Linked DNA regions of Homo sapiens: region 2 is linked to region 1. Evidence: read pairs that join two places in POLR2A ChIA-PET (ENCODE). Cell type or tissue: OCI-LY7. All regions are shown on one strand. Links, peaks and the distances in the headings refer to the core of each region. The heading gives the core; the rest is flanking DNA. Region 1 overlaps GRB2 (growth factor receptor bound protein 2). Region 2 overlaps ARMC7 (armadillo repeat containing 7).

Region 1 (5,377 bases), core at 116-5,115:
ACCTATACGTTTTATTTTTTTTTAGATTTATTTATTTATTTTTTTTTGAGACAGAGTCTCGCTCTGTCGCCCAGGCTGGAGTGCAGTGGCGCGATCTCGGCTCACTGCAAGCTCTGCCTCCCGGGTTCACGCCATTCTCTTGCCTCAGCCTCCCGAGTGGCTGGGACTACAGGCGCCTGCCACCACGCCCGGCTAATTTTTTGTATTTTTTAGTAGAGACGGGGTTTCACCATGTTAGCCAGGATGGTCTCGATCTCCTGACCTTGTGATCCACCCGACTCGGCCTCCCAAAGTGCTGGGATTACAGGCACGAGCCACCGTGCCCAGCCGATTTATTTATTTTGCCCAGGCTAGTCTTGAACTCCTGGACTCAAGGGATTCTCCTGCCTCAGCCTCCCAAAGTGCTGAGATTACAGGTGTGAGCCACCATGCCAGTCCTACCTATAAGTTTAATTTGTAAATTAGGCACAGTAAGAGATTAATGATGACTAGTAGTAAAATAGAAAAGTTTTAACAGGCCAGGTGTGCTGGCTCAAACCTGTAATCCTGGCAGTTTGGAAGGCTAAGGTGGGAAGACTGCTTTAGCCCAGGAGTTTAGGACCAGCCTGGGCAACATAGTGAGACCCTGTCTTTATATTTAAAAAGTGTAAAAGAAAAGTTATAACAATATACTGTAATAAAAATTTATGTGAATGTGTTATCTCTCAAAATATCTTTTTTTTTTTTTTTTGAGTCAGGGTCTTGCTCTGCTGCCCAGTCTGGAGTACAGTGACACCATCACGGCTCATGGCATCTCAACTTCCTGGGTTCAAGCTATCCTCCCATTTCAGCCTCCTGAGTACCTGGGACTATAGGCACTTGCCATGTTGCCCAGGCTGGTCTTGAACTCCTGCGCTCAAGTATCCTCCTGCCTCAGCTTACCTAAGTGTTGAGATTACAGGTGTGAGCCACTGCGATTGGCCAAAATATGTTATTTATATGTTGGATTGCAACTGGCCGCAGGTAAGGGGGGACTAGTATATACGGAGCAGAACAGAATCAGGTACAGCGTGAAAGCCACCCTATGAATTCTAGACTTACAACAAAAGGCAAAGGGCAGAAGGCATAAAGTTGGTAAAAGATAAAACAAAAATGTGAATACAACCCCAAAATGGTGGGCCCAGGAAAATGTTGGCTAGTACAGTGGTAATCTACACTGCATAACAAAGTTCTGAGAGGAAACTGGTAACATTCTTTACAAAATGATTTATTCAAGATGTTGAACAATGCTGTACTCGTAGCCAATCAGAAGCTGGATTGCTCTAAAGTGAGTGCTGTCTGTGTACTGCCATTCAAAGTGAGATGCAATAGAAAGGGTAGATAAGAATGACAGATGATCGACAACTAGCCAGGCTGCATTAATGACTACGCTTTCTTAACAGAGGGTATGCCCTGCAGAGCTTTGCAATGCTGGTGCTTATCTGCTATGCTTACCACACTCTGACTGCAGGTGCCAGACACTGGGTTTCAATGCTTAGGATAAGGTGATAAATCCTGAAAGAGCTAATAAATATGTGTAGCAAACTCTCAAAAAAAATTAGCTAGTGGTAAATCCCAGTGTATTCAAAGTTTCCAAGAGTCACATAAATATTGATAGAGTATTGATGAAAACTTTCTTCTAGTCATCATTTTGTTTCTCGTAAAAAAATCACATCAAAGACTGGAATGAGATAAAACAATATATGCAAGGTACACTCATAATTTTTAAGTCTTCATTTTAAAAACACTGCATTGTGCTGCAGCCAGCAATGGTGCTGTATTGATAGACAATTATAAAGCACACACCAAGGACAAGTTTGAGGAGGGAAAGTGCGCTTGAACCCTGCCGGGCCACCACCACCTGCCCCTGTACTGGCAGCACAGAAAACTCTGAATAGCCTTTGAGAAAAGGAGCTACTTTAAAAGTTATTTAAGGCCAGGATTCTGTTATCTACCAAAAATAAGGTCTAGAAGGAAAATGTGGTCTAATAATGACCTTATAAAGCATCATCCTATAGTAATAATAAAAACCCCACAGGCTTATAAACAATATTTATTATTTTATTTCAGAGACAGAGTCTACGTTGCTCAGGCTGGAGTAGCTGGGACTACAGGTGCGTGCACCCATACCAGCTATGAAGAGTTTTTGAAAATGTCTTAACTCCTGAAATGGTGAGGTGTGTCTACTTTTACTGTATACACTTGTTCTTGGAAGACAGAGAGTCAGACTGACAAAGAGCTGCTTGTAACCTATTTGTGCATCAAAACAGAACAAAGTAATCATTAGAAAGGGACACTTTTGATTTGTGACCAATAACTTTGCAGAAAAAGATAACTCTATTTACCTGCCAGGAGTTCATAGAGCTACACTCTCTTCTTGTCACCTTTACCAAGACAGAGGCAAATCCCTCTAAAAAGTGTCCCCTCCCCCAACAAACACAACTCCAGGGCAACTCCTAGATTTGACATCAACTTAGAACTATGGCTGTCTACAGAACAAAAATTATTACTTGGTGTTTAGTATGTTTTTCTCCCCCAGAAAGAAGGAAAATATGGAATTAATGCTTTTAAAAATGTAATTTTTTTTTTTGAGAGAGTCTTGCTCTGTTGCTCTGTCACCCAGGCTGCAGTGGAGTGGCATGATCTCGGCTCACTGCAACCTCCACTTCCCGGGTTCAAGTGATTCAAGTGCCTCGGCCTCCCAAGTAGCTGGGATTACAGGCATGCGCCACTATACCCAGCTGATTTTTGTACTTTTAGCAGACACGGGATTTCACCATGTTGGCTAGGCTGGTCTCATATTCCTGGCCTCAAGCAATCCACCTACCTTGGCCTCTCAAAGTGCTGGGATTATAGGCGTGAGCCATCATGCTGGCCAAAAATGTAACATTTGAGTACATGAATGGTTACGATTTTGGTTATCTGGAAAATTCTAGTATCCAGAATATCACGTTATCAGATAGCCCAGGTATTGCTGCACATACCTCTAAACCTCTTCACTCTAGAATTTCAGAAAAAGCTTGGTTCTGCCGGAGGCAAAACACAGGATGAACAATGCAGCTGCAACCCTGAGCCAGAGACCAGGCCTTTCAACCCAACTGCTCCACCTGCACTGGGAGCTTGCACACACAAGCCCTGAAACTGGAGTGATGTAATTAGATGCTTAAAAATTAAGTTTTATTCAAATGTTTAAGTATACAAAACAGCTACTGAAGTGTCGGGTTAAAAAAAAAAAAGAAAGAAAAAGAAAACAAAACAGCAAAGAACACAAATGAATGTTGAAGAGCTCGAGGTGGCAGAGACCAGAAGCATCTGAGGATGAGGCTGCACCTACAAAGATTGTTTCATTTGCTGTGGCTTTAGGTGAAAGCTCACATCCTTCACAAATAATTTTTATTTTATTACTGTTACTATTTTTTTTTTTTTTTTGAGATGGAGTCTCGCTCTGTCGCCCAGGCTGGAGTGCAGTGGCACAATCTCGGCTCACTGCAAGGTCCGCCTCCTAGGTTCAGGCCATTCTCCTGCCTCAGCCTCCCGAGTAGCTGGGACTACAGGCGTCTGCAACCACGCCCAGCTAATTTTTTATATTTTTAGTAGAGACGGGTTTCACTGTGTTAGCCAGGACGGTCTTGATCTGACCTCGTGATCCGCCTGCCTCGGCCTCCAAAAGTGCTGGGATTATAGGCGTGAGCCACTGCGCCCGGCCTACTATTACTACTACTACTACTACTACTACTACTACTATTATTATTATTATTATTATTATTATTATTATTATTATTATTTATTGAGACAGAGTCTCACTCTGTTGCCCAGGCTGGAGTGCAGTGGCACAATCTCGGCTCACTGCAACCTCCGCCTCCCAGGTTCAAGTGATTCTCTGCCTCAGCCTCTCGAGTAGCTGGGATTACAGGCACCCGCCACCACGCCTGGCTAATTTTTGTATTTTTAGCAGAGATGGGGTTTCACCATATTGGTCAGGCTGGTCTTGAACCTCTGACCTCAGGTGATTTGCCTGCCTTGGCCTCCTGAGTAGCTAGGATTACAGGCGCCTGTCACCATGCTCAGCTAATTTTTGTATTTTTCATAGAGACGGGGTTTCACCATGTTGGCCAGGCTGGTCTCGAACTCCTGGCCTCAGGTGATCTGCCCACCTTGGCCTCCCAAAGTGCTGGGATTACAGGCATGAGCCACCGTGCCCGGCCACAAATAATTTTTAAAGGCCTAGTCAGACTCCTGAGCATGAGCAAGCTGCTCCCATCACTGTGTCTTCACTTGCTTATTCACTCCCTCTGCACAAATCCACGGGTGAGCTCACAAAAAGTTTCCTTCAGCTTTAAAATCTCCAAGGAATGTTTTTAGCTATTACCCCACAGCTGCATTTTCTATTCCAACCCCCATATTCCCTCGAGTTATGACTTTGTAGCCACACGACACTTTGGTTTAACGGAAGCAGATTGATCAAGAGATGAGATTATAAGAGGAGGAAGAGACAAGTTTCAGTGAAGACAGTTCTTTTTGTTTTTTGGTTTTTTTTTGCAAAGAGACTGAAAATAATGTTAAGAGCCCAAATCAGGAAGAAATTTAAGAGATGAGGAATGAGGTGAGCTTTACACAGAAGAATTAAAAATATACAAGTCCTTTCTGTGCTGATAGCACTCACGCAAATGGTCAACTTTCCTAAAATTCACTGGACTTTCTCTAAGAAGTGTGGCAAGCATCAACCCCACAAAGTGACACAGTACAAGAAGGGAAAGGATTCTCTGTATGCCCAGGGAAAGCGGCGTTATGACAGGAAGCAGAGTGGCTATGGTGGGCAGACTAAGTCGATTTTCCGGAAAAAGGCTGAAACCACAAAGAAGACTGTGCTAAGGCTTGAGTGCGTTGAGCCCAACTGCAGATCTAAGAGAATGCTGGCTATTAAAAGATGCAAGCATTTTGAACTGGGAGGAGATAAGAAGAGAAAGGGCCAAGTGATCCAGTTCTAAGTGTCATCTTTTGTTTTATTATGAAGACAATAAAATCCTGAGTTTATGTTTTTTTTTTTTTTTTGAGACAGAGTCTTGCTCTGTTGCCCAGGCTGGAGTGCAGTGGCACGATCTCGGCTCACTGCAAGCTCCGCCTCCTGGGTTCACGCCATTCTCCTGCCTCAGCCTCCTGAGTAGCTGGGACTACAGGCGCCCGCCACCACGCCCGGCTATTTTTTTGTATTTTTAGTAGAGAGGGGGTTTCACTATGTTGGCCAGGATGGTCTCGATCACTTGACCCCCTGATCCACCCACCTCGGCCTCCCAAGAGTTTATGTTTACTTCAAAATATATATATATATGTACAAGTCAATGGAAGGGGACATGAAGGA
Region 2 (5,377 bases), core at 96-5,095, 220 kb before region 1:
GACAAAGCAAGACTGTCTCAAAAAAAAAAAAAAAACAAAGTTATCTTTAGTTTCTATGGGGAAACCAGACATCCCCTGATTCTGACTTCCTTGGCTATTGTTTTAAGCTAACTATTACCTTCTTGCTTATCGAGTTGCTCACTTGCTTCTCAGGGCTAGCTAGGTGCCTGGAATTTCATGAAGGGACTCAAGATTTTCCTTTATTTCCATGCTTGGGGGCCTGCAGGCCCCTAGAGAAGCCCCTGCTCTCTCTCCATGTCAGCCAGGGCTTCAGTCTGGCCTCAAGTGTTCCCATCAGCGGTGGCAGTGGAACTACAGTGGCAGCAACCACTTGCCAACAGGGGCCTGGCCTCACTCACCGTCGTCTCTGTGTGGCGGTCTCTTTCTCCTGTGGCTTCCTCTCAGTTGCCCGCCGTCGGCACCGCCACAGCCATGAGGAAGGATCCGGCTACAGCGACCGCGGAGAACACGCACGGGTTTTCAAGTCTCTGGCCTCTTTTGTGGCCTCTTGTGGATCTGCCCATTTAGAGCAATTGTAGAACTAGTTTATTGACCCTTTCTGTGCTTCTGGCTGCCTTTTCTGCCCAGGGTCCAGGGCTCCTGTTTGGGTGCTGTTGGGATAAAAGCTGCCTCTCCTGGATGCCCGCCCAGTGCACACCATGTGCTCGCCACACGCCCACCTGAACCAGCCTGTCCACAAGGCCTCTGAATCGGTCATGAACGGCAAGGCCGATGGTTCTAACCCCTTTGTACATATCGGGAACCCCCACCACCAAGTGAGGGCAAGTCCACTGCCTGGGGCTCCCGCTGTTAGTGATAACTGGAGCCAGGACTTCGCCCCTGTCATCCAGGATCCAAATTCTGTGCCCTGGGAACCCAGCTGGCACCAGGCTCAGACTCTAGTCCCTTGTTCTGGCCTCAAACTCCTGGGCTCAAGTGATCCTCCGACCCCAGCCTCCCAAAGTGCTAGGATTACAGGCATGAGCCACTGCACCCAGCCCCAGTGGCAGTTCCTCTATGACACTGGTACACTGGACTGTACACTGGTACACTGGTACACTGGACTGGTACACTGGACTATTCACAGGGGATTATTTGTTCTTGGGTTTTCCTTCAGTGTCTTGAAAATGGCTCCTTCAATTTCAAGTCTGAAGGACAGACAGTACATAGAGTAAGCTACCCTTTGTGTGAGAAGGCAGGGTGGAGATGAACACACCTCTGTGTATGCACTCACGCTGGCAAGACACAAAAGTGTAATAAGGAAATGGGTTAGTACGAGGCAGGGAACAAGGTAGAAGGGACCAGAATGGTGGTGAGACTTCTGAAAATACCCTGTGATACAGTTTTTTCTTTTTTTTTTTTTGAGACGGAGTTTCGCTCTGTCGCCCAGGCTGGAGTGCAGTGGCGCGATCTCGACTCACTGCAAGCTCCGCCTCCCGGGTTCACGCCATTCTCCTGCCTCAGCCTTCCCAGCAGCTGGGACTACAGGCACCCGCTACCACGCCCAGCTAATTTTTTTTGTATTTTTTTTTTTTTTTAGTAGAGACAGGGTTTCACCGTGTTAGCCAGGATGGTCTCGATTTCCTGACCTTGTGATCCGCCTGCCTCGGCCCTCTCAAAGTGCTAGGATTACAGGCGTGAGCCACCACGCCCAGCCTGCTGTGAAGACTTTGACCCTGGGCTGCTTCAGCTCAGCATGGGCGAGTCCCCAGATGTAGCTGTATTTTGAGCTGCCCTTGCCGAGGGCCTGCCCAGCCACCAGGTGCCAGGTGCCAGCTAAGCACTTGTCAGAAGCATCACCTCGTTTTGTTTTGTTTTTGAGATGGAGTCTCGCCCTGTTGACCAGGCTGGAGTGCAGTGGCATGATCTGGGCTCATTGCAACCTCCGCCTCCCAAGTTCAAGCCATTCTCCTGCCTCAGCCTCCCAAGTAGCTGGGACTACAGGTGAGTGCCACCATGCCCAGCTAATTTTTGTATTTTTAGTAGAGATGGAGTTTTGCCATGTTGGCCAGGGTGGTCTTGAACTCCTGACCTCAGGTGATCCACCCTCGGCCTCCCAAAGTGCTGGGATTACAGGCATGAGCCCCCACGCCCGGCCAGCATCACCTCATTTAATCCCTGGGACCATCCTTCAACCTTCCCTTCATGGTCCAGGTTGTCCCTCCCTGCACCAGTGCCCAACATGGCGTGTGAGCTGAGGTCACCCACCTGACCTCCCTGAGTCTCCGGCTTTCTCATCTTGCTTTCATGTGGGGTTTCCTCTTTTGCCTCTCCAGGGTTCTCGTGTAGAGTTCCTGTGTGTCCTGATGTCTGGAAGGCCCTGCCCTTGCTTCTTGTTTTCTCTCTGTCTTGTGCAGAGCATGTTCATCAGGAAGTCGGAACTTGTTCTCCTTTCTGTTTTATAACGATTTTTAAGACTGCAGTATGGTGGCTGGGCACGGTGGCTCAGGCCTGTAATCCCAGCACTTTGGGAGGCCGAGGCGGGCGGATCACGAGGTCAGGAGATCAAGACCATCCTGGCTAATACGGTGAAACCCCATCTCTACTAAAAATACAAAAAATTAGCTGGGCATGGTGGCGGGCACCTGTAGTCCCAGCTACTCAGGAGGCTGAGGCAGGAGAATCACTTGAACCTGGGAGGCGGAGATTGCAGTGAGCTGAGATCGCACCACTGCACTCCAGCCTGGGCGACAGAGCAAGACTCGGTCTCAAAAAAAAAAAAAAAAAAAAAGATTGCAGTATGATCAACAGAATAAAATGCACATATCTTAAGTGTCAGTTTGGTGAATTTTGAAATTCATTGAGCTATGTGTACATCCATGTAAGCAGCTCCTAAACCAAGACGTAGAAACTCCCTTCACACCCACGCTGGGTCAGTATCTCCCACTCCAAGGCAACCACTATTCTAACCTCTATCCTGTGGATTTGCTTTGCCTGTTCTTGAACTTCATACAAACAGAACCATGCAGGATCTACTCTCGTATCTGATTTCTTTCACTCAACATTATGTTTTTCAGATTCATCCAAATTATTGCAGTATCATCCATTCCTTTGGATGTGCCACAATTTGTTCATGCATCTGCCTGTAGACGGAGATTTGAATTGTTTCTAGTTTAGAAGCTTTATGAATGAAGCTGTTAGGATCATGTTCATACAAATATGTACTCATTTCTCTCACCTAGGAGTGGAGTTGCTCAGTCCTAGGGTAGATGTGCGTTTAACGTCATGAGAAGCTGCCAAATCACTTTCCACGTAGTTACACCAGGTTATGCTATATGCTCCACTTCCTTGCCAACACTTAGTATTGGCCTTTTTTTGTTTGTTTTTGAGATGGAGTCTCGCTCTGTCGCCTACGCTGGAGCACAGTTGGCACAATCTCGTCTTGCTGCAACCTCCGCCTCCTGGGTTCAAGCAATTCTCCCACCTCAGCCTCCGGAGTAGCTGAGGTTGCATGTGTAGGCCACCATGCCTAGCTAATTTTTGTATTTTTAGTAGAGACAGGTTTTCGCCATGTTGGCCAGGCTGGTCTGGAACTCCTGACCTCAAGTGATCCACCCTCCTCGGCCTCCCAAAGTGCTGGGATTACAGGTGTGAGCCACTGCACGCAGCAGCAGTGTTTTTTATTTTTGCTATTATGTTGAGTGTGTAGTGGCATGTTCTTGTGGTTATACTTTTTATTTCTCTGATACGTAATGAGCACAGTTCCATATGTTTTGGCCCTTTTGCAAAGAAGACTTTGTTTAAGTCTTTTTGCTCATTTTCAAAATTGGGTTGTTCATCTTTTATTGATATGCAGGAGTTCTTGATGTGTTCTGGATACCAGCGTTCTGTCAGATGGATAGTCAGTGAATGTTTTCTCCTTTTGCCTTTTTACTGTGTTAATGGTGTCGTTTGATGAGTTATTCTCCTATCTCAGTGAAATTCAGCTTTTAAAAAAGAATAACATCTGGCCAGGTGTGGTGGCTCACGCCTATAATCCCAGCACTTTGGGAGGGCGAGGCAGGTGGATCACAGGGTCAGGAGTTCAAGATAAGCCAGGCCAAGATGGTGAAACCCCATCTCTACTAAAAATACAAAAGGAAATTAGTCGGGCATGTTGACGGGCGCCTGTAATCCCAGCTACTCGGGAGGCTGAGGCAGAGAACCCCGGAGGTGGAGGATGCAGTGAGCCGAGATTGCGCCACTGCACTCCAGCCTGGGCGACAGAGCAAAACTCCGTCTCAAAACAAAAACAAAAAAGAATAATATCTTTTAAAATTATTATTATTATTATTTTTGACGGGGTTTCACTCTTGTTGCCCAGGCTGGAGTGCAGTGGAGTGATCTCGGCTCACCGCAACCTCCGCCTCCTGGGTTCAAGCGATTCTCCTGCCTCAGCTTCTCGAGTAGCTGGGACTACGGGCGTGTGCCACCACGCCCAGCTAATTTTTTGTATTTTTAGTAGAGATGGGGTTTCACCATGTTGGCAAGGCTAGTCTTGAACTCCTGACCTCAGGTGATCCTCCTGCCTCACCACCCAAAGTGCTGGGATTACAGGAGTGAGCCACTGTGCCTGGCCCTGGCTTTTTTAATTTTTAAAAGAATATCTGTAGAGATAACGTTTTCCTATTTATTAAACACCTGCTAATGCGAGGCTGCTGATAGAGAATGAGACAAGGCAGAGTCCCCATTCTCACGGAGTTTATAGTTTAGTGGAGCAACAGCCAATATTTTGACAAATAACTACTGTAATGTCAGTAAGTGTGAAGGAAAGAAGCAAAGCCTGGTGAGGGGGGCGTGGTGGGGGGGCAGGTTAGGTGCTCACAGAAAGCTCTTAGAGGAGGTGGCGTCTTAGCGGGCCTATCTTATTGTATGTACAATCTGGTGTCCTTCTTCCCTCCTTCATCTTAAATTACAGGCATTTTCTAACATGAATTATTCTTTGGACACTTTTTTTTTTTTTTTTTAATTTTTGAGGTGAAGTCTCACTCTGTCGCCCAAGCTGGATTGCAGTGGCACGATCTCAGCTCACTGCAACCTCCACCTCCTGAGTTCAAGCAATTCTCTTGCCTCAGCCTCCCAAGTAGCTGGGACTACAGGGACACACCATCAGGCCCAGCTAATTTTTTTTTTTTTTTTTTTTACTTAGTAGAGACGGGGTTTCACTATGTTGGCTAGGCTGATCTTGAACTCCTGACCTTGTGATCCACCCGCCTCGGCCTCCCAAAGTGCTGGGATGACAGGCATGAGCCACCACACCTGGCCTTTGAAGACTTTTTTTTTTTTTTTGAGACCGAGTTTCGCTCTGTCGCCCAGGCTAGAGTGCAGCAGTGCGATCTCTGCTCACTGCAAGCTCCACCTCCCGGGTTCAGGCCATTCTCCTGCCTCAGCCTCCTGA

The links. ChIA-PET counts read pairs that join two places held together with the same protein. Peaks named below come from ENCODE experiments on the same cell type or tissue, not always from the same donor. Only the 100,000 strongest peaks of a DNase experiment are listed, where the experiment ranks them.
Region 2: POLR2A ChIA-PET joins it to region 1 with 5 read pairs; 5 of 35 experiments call an interaction of 5 or more read pairs at or near these places.

What each region holds. Positions count from the first base shown.
Region 1 is chr17:75,334,142-75,339,518 of GRCh38, forward strand. All of the region lies in intron 2 of GRB2 (growth factor receptor bound protein 2), which reads right to left. It also overlaps the pseudogene RPL36AP7. Among named protein-coding and RNA genes, the nearest start is that of SLC25A19, 47 kb to the left of the region's middle. RefSeq lists enhancers at 3,222-3,331, 4,789-4,958. In OCI-LY7, for the core only: no CTCF peak of the experiment used is centred there; DNase peaks (open chromatin) are centred at 3,110, 4,455 and 4,860; H3K4me3 peaks cover 2,850 bases; H3K27ac peaks cover 4,122 bases.
Region 2 is chr17:75,118,104-75,123,480 of GRCh38, forward strand. The region is part of intron 2 of ARMC7 (armadillo repeat containing 7); the gene reads left to right. Among named protein-coding and RNA genes, the nearest start is that of ARMC7, 11 kb to the left of the region's middle. In OCI-LY7, for the core only: no CTCF peak of the experiment used is centred there; no DNase peak of the experiment used is centred there.